2 separate regions of the Homo sapiens genome follow, and region 1 is linked to region 2. A link is an interaction called in ENCODE POLR2A ChIA-PET data of the cell type or tissue named here. Cell type or tissue: GM12878. All regions are shown on one strand. Each heading gives the region's core, and the rest is flanking DNA. Links, peaks and the distances in the headings are about the cores only. Region 1 has its middle 13 kb from the start of ETV6. Region 2 has its middle 28 kb from the start of LINC01252.

Region 1 (5,386 bases), core at 323-5,322, 61 kb after region 2:
AAAGGAGACTGATGGTGGGTGGTATCTGTGTTATCCGCAAGAAAAAGGAAAAGGGATTCCACTTTGAATAGCATGGTGTAGCACTCTGAAGGGCACAATAATACAAATAAAAACAATTAGATACTGAATAAAACCTACTTTTAATTCCATGTTGGGGGCCGGGCGCGGTGGCTCATGCCTGTAATCCCAGCACTTTGGGAGGCCGAGGCAGGCGAATCACGAGGTCAGGAGATCGAGACCATCCTGGCTAACACGGTGAAAGCCCGTCTCTACTAAAAATACAAAAAAAATTAGCCAGGCGTGGTGGCGGGTGTCTGTGGTCCCAGCTACTCGGGAGGCTGAGGCAGGAGAATGGCGTGAACCCGGGAGGCAGAGCTTGCAGTGAGCCGAGATCGCGCCACTGCACTCCAGCCTGGGTGACAGAGCGAGACCTCGTCTCAAAAAAAAAAAAAAAAAAAAATTCCATGTTGGGCTTACAAGCAGTAATGGAAATCTCCCACCTACCCCTCCTTCTGCCCACACTAACCACAGAGTAAATAGAAATAGACCAAATACATTCCAAATCAAGGAAAAAAAGGGGAAAGAAGACTTTAAAAACCAGTCATTCCGAAGATTTCAAGATAACATATTAGTCACAATAGGCTACATTATGCCGTGGTGATAAATTAACTTCAGTACTCACCAACATCACAGAAAATTTATTTCTCACTCTTGCCGCATACCAGTGCAGGCTGGTAGGAGACTCTGCTGCACATAGTCATTGAAGGGCTTGATTGATAGACGCTTTTCCATTCAGCATGTTGTAAGTTGTTGCAACAGGATAAAAGAACACATGGAGACCCCCAAATTCAAACTCAGCCTTGGACCAGAAGTGACACATGTCACTTTCATTCCTATTGCCCAGCATCATTCATGTTGCCTCCTCTAAATGCAGGTGTCATGTAGGGCAGACAAGAAATATTTGCTGATCATTACTGTCTCTTCCATAAAAGGATAAAAGAGAAACAGCAAAAGTGAGAAAAATAGAAATTTTAAAGTGATGCAGTATAAACAAATCCAAATAAATCTATAATCACAACACTCAAAAAGCAAGTAATGTCATAATAGATCTTTAACATCTACTTATATGTTCAGAAGAGACCCACCTAAATGTTAGAAAAAATAAAGCTTGAAGTTTAGAAGACAAGAAAAGGATGTAATAAGCAGATATAACTAAAAGAAAGCCAATGTGGCTGTATTTTTATCAGAAACATATAAAATTCAGACTAAAAAATTATTAGGTATAAAAAGGGACACTCATAACAATTTTTAAATGCTCAGTTCACCAAGAAGATATAAAAATTCTAAACATGCATCTAATAAGATAGTATTAATGGTATCAAATTATGTAAAGTAAAAAATTAGTACAGTGAAAAAAATGAATGAAACTTACAAAGCTTAAAATACTTACTATCTGGCCCTTTACAGAAGAATTTGTTGACCTCTGTACATGACCGTAAGGTACTTTAGCAATGTTCAAAATATTGGCATCAAACAACAACAATCTTTGAAACATAATGCAACAAAATATGGAGCCAATAAAAAATAAATAATCCCACACTCTTGAAAATTTAAAAGGAAACTATATTTTTAAATAATGCATGGGTGAAAGGAGAAATAATGATGGAAATTTAAGAATACTATATACCAAATAACAAAACTATTATATATTAAAACTTGAGAGGTGGCTAAGGATGGCCAATTAGAACACTAATAAGGGCATTAATTGCAACACATTGAAAACAGATCAAATATGTTTCAATTCATGAGTTTAGATATTTGGGGGAAAAGCTAGTTGATCACCTTGGGAAGATGATAGGGAACTATTTAAATAAAGAGAGAAAAATCAAGGATTTATCATGCCTTTCCTACATGAACCATACCACTGAGCAGTCAGTAATGAATCACCTGAAAATATTGGCACAAGGGGACAAGTTGAAACATGCAAGGAAACCCAAGAGGCCAGTCATTTCCAGCTGCCCAAATGGGACTACAGAAAGGCAGCTTTTAGAGAGATCTATGGAAAACTATTGCCTCTGACGGCAGAACATGAAATTTAAGGAGAGTGAGGACAAGCTTGGTTCCAATGGGGACCTCTGCATCCATCACTACATCCAACTGCCAGAAACTTCCGAAAGCTACACCTCTACGTCTGCCTTCCAGATTTCATGCAGGCTCCTCTTTTGGCCAACTCTCATTCAGAATCACAAGAGAAAGGGAATTTTGGAAAATGTCATAGCAATTCAGTGTAGTCCCTCTTTTTCAATTTGGTAACTATATATCCTCTTTTAACCACTTCCAGATAAAGATAATAGCAAAAGTATGTTTCCACTTAAGATGGAACAGGCCTTCATATACCTAAAAAGATATTGATCCAGTCTCCTACAGCAGGGACCCCTAACCCCCATGCCATGGACCAGTACTGGACCATGGCCTGTTAGGGACCGGGCTGCACAGCAGGAGGTGAGCAGTGGGCAAGCTAGCATTATTGCTTGAGCTCTGCCTACTGTCAGATCAGCCATGGCATTAGACTCTCACAGGAACATGAACCCTATTGTGAACTGCATATGCAAGGGCTCTAGGTTGCATGTTCATTATGAAAATCTAATGCCTGATGATCTGTCACTGTCTCCCATCACCTCCAGATGGGACTGTCTAGTTGCAAGAAAACAAGCTCAGGGCTCCCATTGATTCTACATTATGGTGAGTTGTATAATTATTTCATTATATACTACAATGTAATAATGATAGAAATTAAGTGCACAATAAATGTAATGCCCTTGAATCATCCTAAAACTATCACCCCCACCTCCTGGTCTGTAGAAAAATTGTCTTCTGCAAAACTGGTCCCTGGTGCCAAAAAGGTTGGAACCGCTGCCCTAAAGGATACACAAATGAGATCCATCTTTGGATGATGTCGATTTATCTTTTAGCCCACTCTCATTCCCCCTTTGGTACGCTGTAACTTAAATACTAATGGATAAAGTTAATACGTTATGTTAGATAGCAGAATGAGAGAAAAAAGAAAAGACGAACAAAGGTGGTGTGTGTTTAAACATACGTATTTAAATAAATTCATATCAAAGAAAAAATACACTCATAACTACTACCAAACTCATTTCTGCAAATTGGTCACATGGTCATAGCTGGTATTTAGAGTTTCCTTTTCCCACTATCCACTCAGCATTCTCTGCTCTCAACAGGCACCCCAGATTTCCTGGAGGATGACCCAAACCTTCATTCCTGAAGGGTCTGTAACATTTACAGTCCTGCTGTATTGGGTGTTGCAGTTTTCTATCAACTTTTCATCAAAGTAGTATAAAGAGGTGCCCCCAAAGGACCTGTTCAATTCTAATGATACTCCTCTCTGCTTCCATCATGTAGTAGCAACCCAATTTTCCCTTAAGGATCAGAATAAATTATGCTAGCTAGGAGAGTAAGCCGCACCTTCCCCTTGCTTTTTTTTTTTTTTTTTTTTTTGAGACAGAATCTCGCTGTGTTGCACAGGCTGGAGTGCAGTGGCACAATCTTGGCTCACTGCAAGCTCCGCCTCCCGGGTTCACGCCATTCTCCTGCCTCAGCCTCCCGAGTAGCTGGGACTACAGGCGCCCGCCACCATGCCTGGCTAATGTTTTTTTTTTGTTTGTTTTGTTTTTTGTTTTTGCATTTTTAGTAGAGACGGGGTTTCCCCGTGTTAGACAGGATGATCTCGATCTCCTGACTTTGTGATCCGCCCGCCTCGGCCTCCCAAAGTGCTGGGATTACAGGCGTGAGCCACGTGCCCGGCCCGTTTTTTTTTTTTTTTTTTTTTTTTTGCCAGTAGGTTCAGTGGCATAAGGAGCTAAAAATGGCCCCATTAGAGTCTCAGATTCTGGTTTGATAGAACTGCTGTTGTGTTCCCAGTAGAGGCACTCTTCCTTTGGGAACTAAAACCTCTAAAACAGCAGATAACAAAGTTGGGAGGATGGAAAACCCAATTTTTGCTAGCAGGCCATTAAAGTTAGTAATAAGAGGAGCCAATCGCATTTTCTCCCTTTAATTCTCTGACCTGAGGGGGAAAATAAGCACCACACAGTTATTGCGTGCTCAGTGCAACAAATTGCATCCTGGGACAGGTGCAGTGGCTCATGCCTGTAATCCCAGCACTTTGGGAGGCCGAGGCGGGTGGATCACCTGAGGTCAGGAGTTTGAGACCAGCCTGACCAACATGGTGAAACCCCATCTCTACTAAAAATACAAAACTAGATGGGTGTGGTGGTGCGTACCTGTAATCCCGGCTACTTGGGAGGCTGAGTCAGGAGAATCTCTTGAATCCAGGAGGTGGAGGTTGCAGTGAGCTGAGATCACCCCATTGCACTTCAGCCTGGACAACAAGAGCGAAACTCCCTACCAAAAAAAAAAAAAAAAATGCATCCTGGAAGACACTACTGTAGCCCTGCAACGTGTTGCCCTCCAGCTGATACCACAGCTGAGTCTCCAAAGGGCCATCTACTATCCTATCAACCAACTACCTAAAAATGATGAGGAACATGACAAGCCCAGTGGACTTTATGAGTTCTAGCCCATTGCTGTAATTTACTTGGCATAAAATTAGTTTCCTGGTCAGAAGCAATGTGGTGTGGAATATTATGAGGGTGAATACGGCATTTTGCAAGTTCGGAAAGGATTGTTTTTCCAGGAGCATTGCAGGCAGAAAAAACAAATCCATATTCAGTTTTGCCCATTGGAAGGATTTCCCTTAAGCACTGTACCTTAGGGCGCCCCTTGAGGGCCTGCAGTGCTGCAGCTGTCCACTTTTAGGTGGTGCCCGCATGCCTTGAAAAACCATCTGTAATCAGGCCTGAATTTTCTCTTCCTTAGTAAAGTGGACAGAGAGAACTTCCCATGAGGCCATGGGTGTGGACTGAGAGAGAGAAGCCAATTTAATATGAATAAGAGCCATAGGAATCTGAGCCAGTTACACATGCAGCTTACTTATGACTTTGGGACCTACATAAGCCCAATCTTGGATATATTATTTCTACTTATATTGGAGTGCTGCTGTGGACGCCCAACCTATGGCTTAGTGAGTCAAACAACATCAAGTTCATAATGGGGAGTTCATATTGCATAACAACTTGATAGTCCAAAGTCAAGCATTCAGTCTTTTCTAGGGTTCAGTAGCAAATCAGAAGCTATTTATTAAAAAGAGAAAGTTAATCTTTAGAAGATGGCACATAGCTTTGCTTCCCAGTCCTGAAGGTCTATAACTCACAGATAGGGTCCAGCCAAGGGCCCACACAGTCTCCCAATCTGTCAGAGACATTTCAAGTATCAGTGGATCTTCTGTATCAAAGGGCTCCGAGGG
Region 2 (5,386 bases), core at 71-5,070:
GCTCAGGTGACCCTCCTGCTTTGGCTTCCCAAAGTGCTGGGATTACAGGCATGAGCCACTGTGCCTGGCCTATTATTTGTTTTTACCAAAGTTATATACATAAGCACATATAATCAAAAACATCATTACTACTATTATTTTGAACAAATGATTATCTGCTAGATCAAGTAAGGCTAAGAAAAATCAAAGATTTTATTTTGCTTTAATTTACTCATTCTCTGGTACATTTCCTTTCTTTGTGTAGATCCAGGTTTCTGACCTTGATTATTCTCCTTGTCACTAAAGAACTTCTTTTAATTTTTCTGGCTGGGCACGGTGGCTCACGCCTGTAATCCCAGCACTTTGGGAGGCCAAGGTGGGAGGATCACCTGAGGTCAGGAGTTCAAGACCAACCTGACCAACATGGAGAAACCTCATCTCTACTAAAAATACAAAATTAGCCGGGCGTGGTGGCGCATGCCTGTAATCCCAGCTACTCGGGAGGCTGAGGCAGGAGATTGCTTGAACCTGGAGGCGGAGTTTGCAGTGAGCCGAGATCACGCCACTGCACTCCAGCCTGGGCAATAAGAGTGAAACTCTGTCTCAAAAAAAAAAAAAAAACAACAACTTTCTTTGAAGGCAGGCCTACCAGCAACAGTTTCCCTCATTTTTTTGTTTGTATGAGAAAGCCTTTATTTCTCCCTCATTTTTGAAGGATAATTTTACAGGGCATAGAATTTTAAGTCGGTAGGATTTTTTCCTCTCACCGTGTTTAGTATTTGATTCCACTCTCTTCTTATTTACATGGTTTCCATGGAGAAGTCAGCTGTAATTCTAAACTTTGCTCCTCTATAGGTAAGGTGTTTCTTTCCTCTGTTTTCTTTCAGGATTTTTTCTTTATCTTTCTGAAGCTTGAAAATGATATGCCTAGGTGTCTTTTTTTTTTTTCTTTTGGCATTTTTCCAGCTTTATGTTCTCTGAGCTTCCTGGGTCTGCAGTTTGGTGTCTGACAAGTGTTTGGGAAAATTCTCAGTCATTATTGCTTCAAATATTTCTTCTGTTATTTTCTCTCTTATCCTGATATGTTACACATTTTGTAGTTATCCCACAGTTCTTAGATATTCTATTCTGGGTTTTTTTGAAGCTTTTTTCTTTTTGCTTTTCAGTCTTGGAAGTTTCTGTTGACATATCTTCAAGTTCCAAGATTCTTTCTTCAGCCATGTCCAGTCTCCTGATGAGCCCACTGAAGGCATTTTTCATTTCAGTTACAGTGTTTTTGAGCTCTGGCATTTTTTAAATTCTTTCTTAGAATTTCCATCTCTGTGCCTATATGATCCATCTGTTATTTTAATCAAAATTATACATGCACAGAGGTACCTGGTGACACCAATTCTTTTGCCATAATCTCTTTTTCACATTGTGTAACTTGGTCCTGAATTAGAGATTTCTCTCTCTTTCACAAGCATAATGTCAGATTCTATAGTTTTCAAGAAACTTCAGAATGTCTTTGTGAGAACAGTGAGAGAGTTTGTTCTCATTCTAGCCAAGAAAAAAAAAGATACTAAATATCAACACTAAAACTGAAAACACAGCACCAAGCAATTTAGAGAATTTGATTAATTTTGTACATTAAACTATGCTGCTCTATTAGTTCTTCCTTACCACTCTTTTCATGAATTATATTGCAATCCTATATTCTATTATTGGCCATCTGGATGAAATTATAAATTATAATAAAAAGAATCCTTGATGAAGGGTCATGCACATTTTTATTTCTGTATCTACTTTAAATGTGTTAATACTATAGAGTTGCAGAAATTTGAAGTAATTTTAAATTGCTCTTATGGACAAAACCCTAAGCCTCCACTACTTTGCAATGATGGAAAAGGCCACAGAGCACTTTGAAAAATCATACTTTTATCCCCATTATCTCAGCCAAATGTGAACTGTGGCAAACATCATGTACCTGCAAGCTTCTCTCCACCTATAAGGCCCCTGTCTTCTTCACATGCTACCCTTTCTACCTGGGTGTGAGCATCAATGGTCTGGAGTCATAACTTCTGGGAGCAGGTCTGCTTTTGATCAACTATACCACTCACAAGATTTTATGTGCTTGGTTCTCTTCAACTATGCAAATAGTAGATCAACTAACAACTGTTCCAGCCATAAAGATGAAATCCTCTTCATTCTTACATTCTCTTATAATTGACAAAGTATTGAAATACTTAGTGATGCTCTACTGCTACTACAATAGCTAGATAGACCTTTTGTTCCATCATTAGTTGATTCCCCTCCATTCTGGGCCTGTTTTCATTAAGTTTTCCTTATATAATATGAGGAAACTGTGAAGCATGATTTCTCAATCTCATTATCAGCACTCTTGACATCTGGGGCTGTAAAATTCTTTGTTATGTAGGGCTGCCCTGTGCATCATAGCATCTCTGATCTCTGCCCACTAGATGCCAGTACCACTCCCCCAACTTCTAGTGTGACAACCAAAAATGTCTCCAGACATTGCCAAATGTCCCCAGGGAGTGAGGGGTAAAATTACCCTCAAACCCCAAATAAAAACCACTGTTGTAAAGAAAACTTAAATGTTATAATGTATATAAAGGGGACTCACAAACTATGCAGTTTAGGAATTATTATATTTTTAATGTTTTTTGTCAATGTGTTGTAGAAGAATATGAGATGAAATATAGGCAAAGAGTGAAAGGTGGTCCTTAGAGTGTATTCCAGTTTACTGTCTGTATGGAAGTTGCCTTATGAGAAAAGGCAGACAATCTCTAAGGATGCCTTAAAAGAGGTTTCTGTAGCTAGTCATGTAACAGTTAAGTTGGCCATGGTACCCACATCATGATTACCTTACAGCTTATTCCTTGGGCAGGGGACTAGCCCCTTTGCTGCTTGCTATAAGAGGTGCTGAGCCTTTAACCCTAGGTTCCCCGCATGTGGCACAACCCACTGTGTGAGTAGCTGCCCATTACCACCCCATGGGACTTTGGGACAGGAGAACCAGAATTACCATGCTGATGTTCCCACTGTGTGCTGTGCTGTCTTGCTTGAGTCTCTTTGTCTATTTTCACACCTCCAAAGTGGCAGCAAGCCAACCTGGTTACTGGCTTAGTCATCTCCTTGGCCTTCTTGTTACTCTTCACCATTCTCTATGAGGGAGGAGTTTCCCCTGATACTGGGTTAAGTTACTTCACTTCCCTTTGTCTTTGTTTCCACATTTTAAAATGGGGATAATAATGATAGTACTTAAATCTTAGTGTTGTTGTGAGGATCATTCAAGCTAATGTAATAGCCTGATAGGTAATTATGTCCAAACTAATGCCATGTTGCTTAGTTCTATTTTCTCCTATATGTCCCTGTGTTAGTCTGTTCCCACATTACTGTAAAGAAATACCTGAGACAGGGCAACTTATAAAGAAAAGAGGTTTAATTGGCTCATGGGTTTGCAGACTGTACAGGAAGCATAGCAGCTTCTGGTTCTGGGGAGGCCTCAGGAAGCTTCCAATCATAGTGGAAGGCAAAAGGGAGTAGGAGTCTCACATGGCAGGAGCAGGAGCAAGAGAGAGTAAGATGGGAGGTTTTACACTTAAATGATCTGATCTCATGAGAACTCACTCACTCACTATTGTGAGGACAGTACTAAGAGGGATGGTGCTACACCATTCGTGAGAAATCCACCTCCACAATCCTATCACTTCCCACCAGTCCCACCTCCAACATTGGGGATTACAATTTGATATGAGATTTGGGTGGGGACAAATATCCAAACTATATCAGTTCCTACCTTCTTAGATTGCCTACTAAACTCCAAATCCTACCTTTCTTTCACAGTGAAATTTACTTTTCTTTGTCATAGACTACATTTCCATTTCACAGTGCACATCATCTCACCATCTTTCTTGCTTTCTCTCTCCCTCAGTCTCCTCTACTCATTAACCTCCATCCTCCTTTGCCGGACAGATTCCTCCCTTTGTCTTTGGTGCAGTTGTTTGCAGACCAAATTTGTTGTAACACGCCCCTAGTATTTCAGTTTTTACTTCAAGGTGATTAAAAGATTTTCATCTAGTCAAGTCCCTCCTACCAATGAAATTCTTGTTAATAAAAGTTTCTTTATCACCTCACATAATTCATTGTTCAATGAATATTTTTGTTCCTATAGTGGGTTAATATTTTGATATTCAACTATGTGATTTTTCTTAATTCCTCTTACTTATCTTTTCTTTCCCCACCATTCAAGGAGTGTTAGGGTTTTAGAAATACAGATACAAAGATGATACAGAGAGAACAATTAAATCTTTAACCTGAAGCTCTTGAGAATAATTCTGTAAAGTCCATAGCAGAGAAAAAGGTCTTAAAAGTCATTGCTTTCCATTATTAGAGCCAGAGACTTAGAGAAACATGTTATTTAAATCCCCAAAGTCAGACTTTAAATATCCAAAGCCAGTCCCCCAGAGGGCCAAGTACATAATATTTATACTAAAACCACGGAAAGAAATATGTGATGTCCTAAGAACCATGTCCTGCTCAGAAGAAGATCAAAGCTTGACCAGCAGGCAGGAAGGTGGGGATTAATGAAGGATGTGCTAAGGGTTCCACCGCTAGTGGGACCCAGTGTTATCACTTCCTCCCCCAAGGGCAACCCTTTGCAGAGAGGCATAATAAGCTCAGATGCATGCATGTGTGGCATTCCGTAGCAAAAAGAACTATTACCTGCCTTTCCAGACAACCCAAGCAACTGTAACCCTCACAGAGGACCCCTGAATCCACCTGGGCAGTAGAACAGTGATGATGAGGGCTGGGACTGTTAACATCAGTTCTTTGGTATGTGGTATTGGAAGGAGGTGGAGCAATGAGTAATTTTTTGTTTGTATGCTCCAAGACTGTTTGGCTTGAAAAAAAGGGTATGATCTAGTCATGCAATATTTTTTAAACAATAAAATAAAAATGTGAAAAGAAAAAAAAAGTGGATGTGAGAAGGGAAAAAAAATCTCGTAAGCTTAGCAGTAAGTTTCAAAAGAAACTCTCTAAAATTTTTATTTAAAAATTAATATTGGTTAGATGCAGTGGCTCACACCTGTAATTCCAACACTTTGGGAGGCTGAGGTAAGAGGATTGCTTGAGACCAGGAGTTTGGGACCAGCCTGGGCAACATAGCAAGACCCTTGTCACTACAAAAAATTAAAAATTAGATAAGCATGGGAGTGCACATCTGTAGTCCCAGCTACTCAGGAGGCTGACTAGGATGACTTGAGCCCAGGAGGTTGAGGTTGCAGTGAGCCATGATTGAACCACTGCACTCCAGACTGGGTGACAGAGCGAGAACCTGTCTCTAAAAAATAAATAAAAATGAATCTCATTTTGAATAATCAGACTTTCACTTCTCTCTTTTCAT

The links. Peaks named below come from ENCODE experiments on the same cell type or tissue, not always from the same donor. Only the 100,000 strongest peaks of a DNase experiment are listed, where the experiment ranks them.
Region 1: POLR2A ChIA-PET joins it to region 2 with 5 read pairs; 8 of 35 experiments call an interaction of 5 or more read pairs at or near these places.

Annotation. Positions count from the first base shown.
Region 1 is chr12:11,633,561-11,638,946 of GRCh38, forward strand. No RefSeq gene overlaps it. Among named protein-coding and RNA genes, the nearest start is that of ETV6, 13 kb to the right of the region's middle. In GM12878, for the core only: no CTCF peak of the experiment used is centred there; no DNase peak of the experiment used is centred there.
Region 2 is chr12:11,573,256-11,578,641 of GRCh38, forward strand. No RefSeq gene overlaps it. Among named protein-coding and RNA genes, the nearest start is that of LINC01252, 28 kb to the left of the region's middle. In GM12878, for the core only: a CTCF peak has its summit at 4,618; a DNase peak (open chromatin) is centred at 3,076; H3K4me3 peaks cover 316 bases; H3K27ac peaks cover 2,419 bases.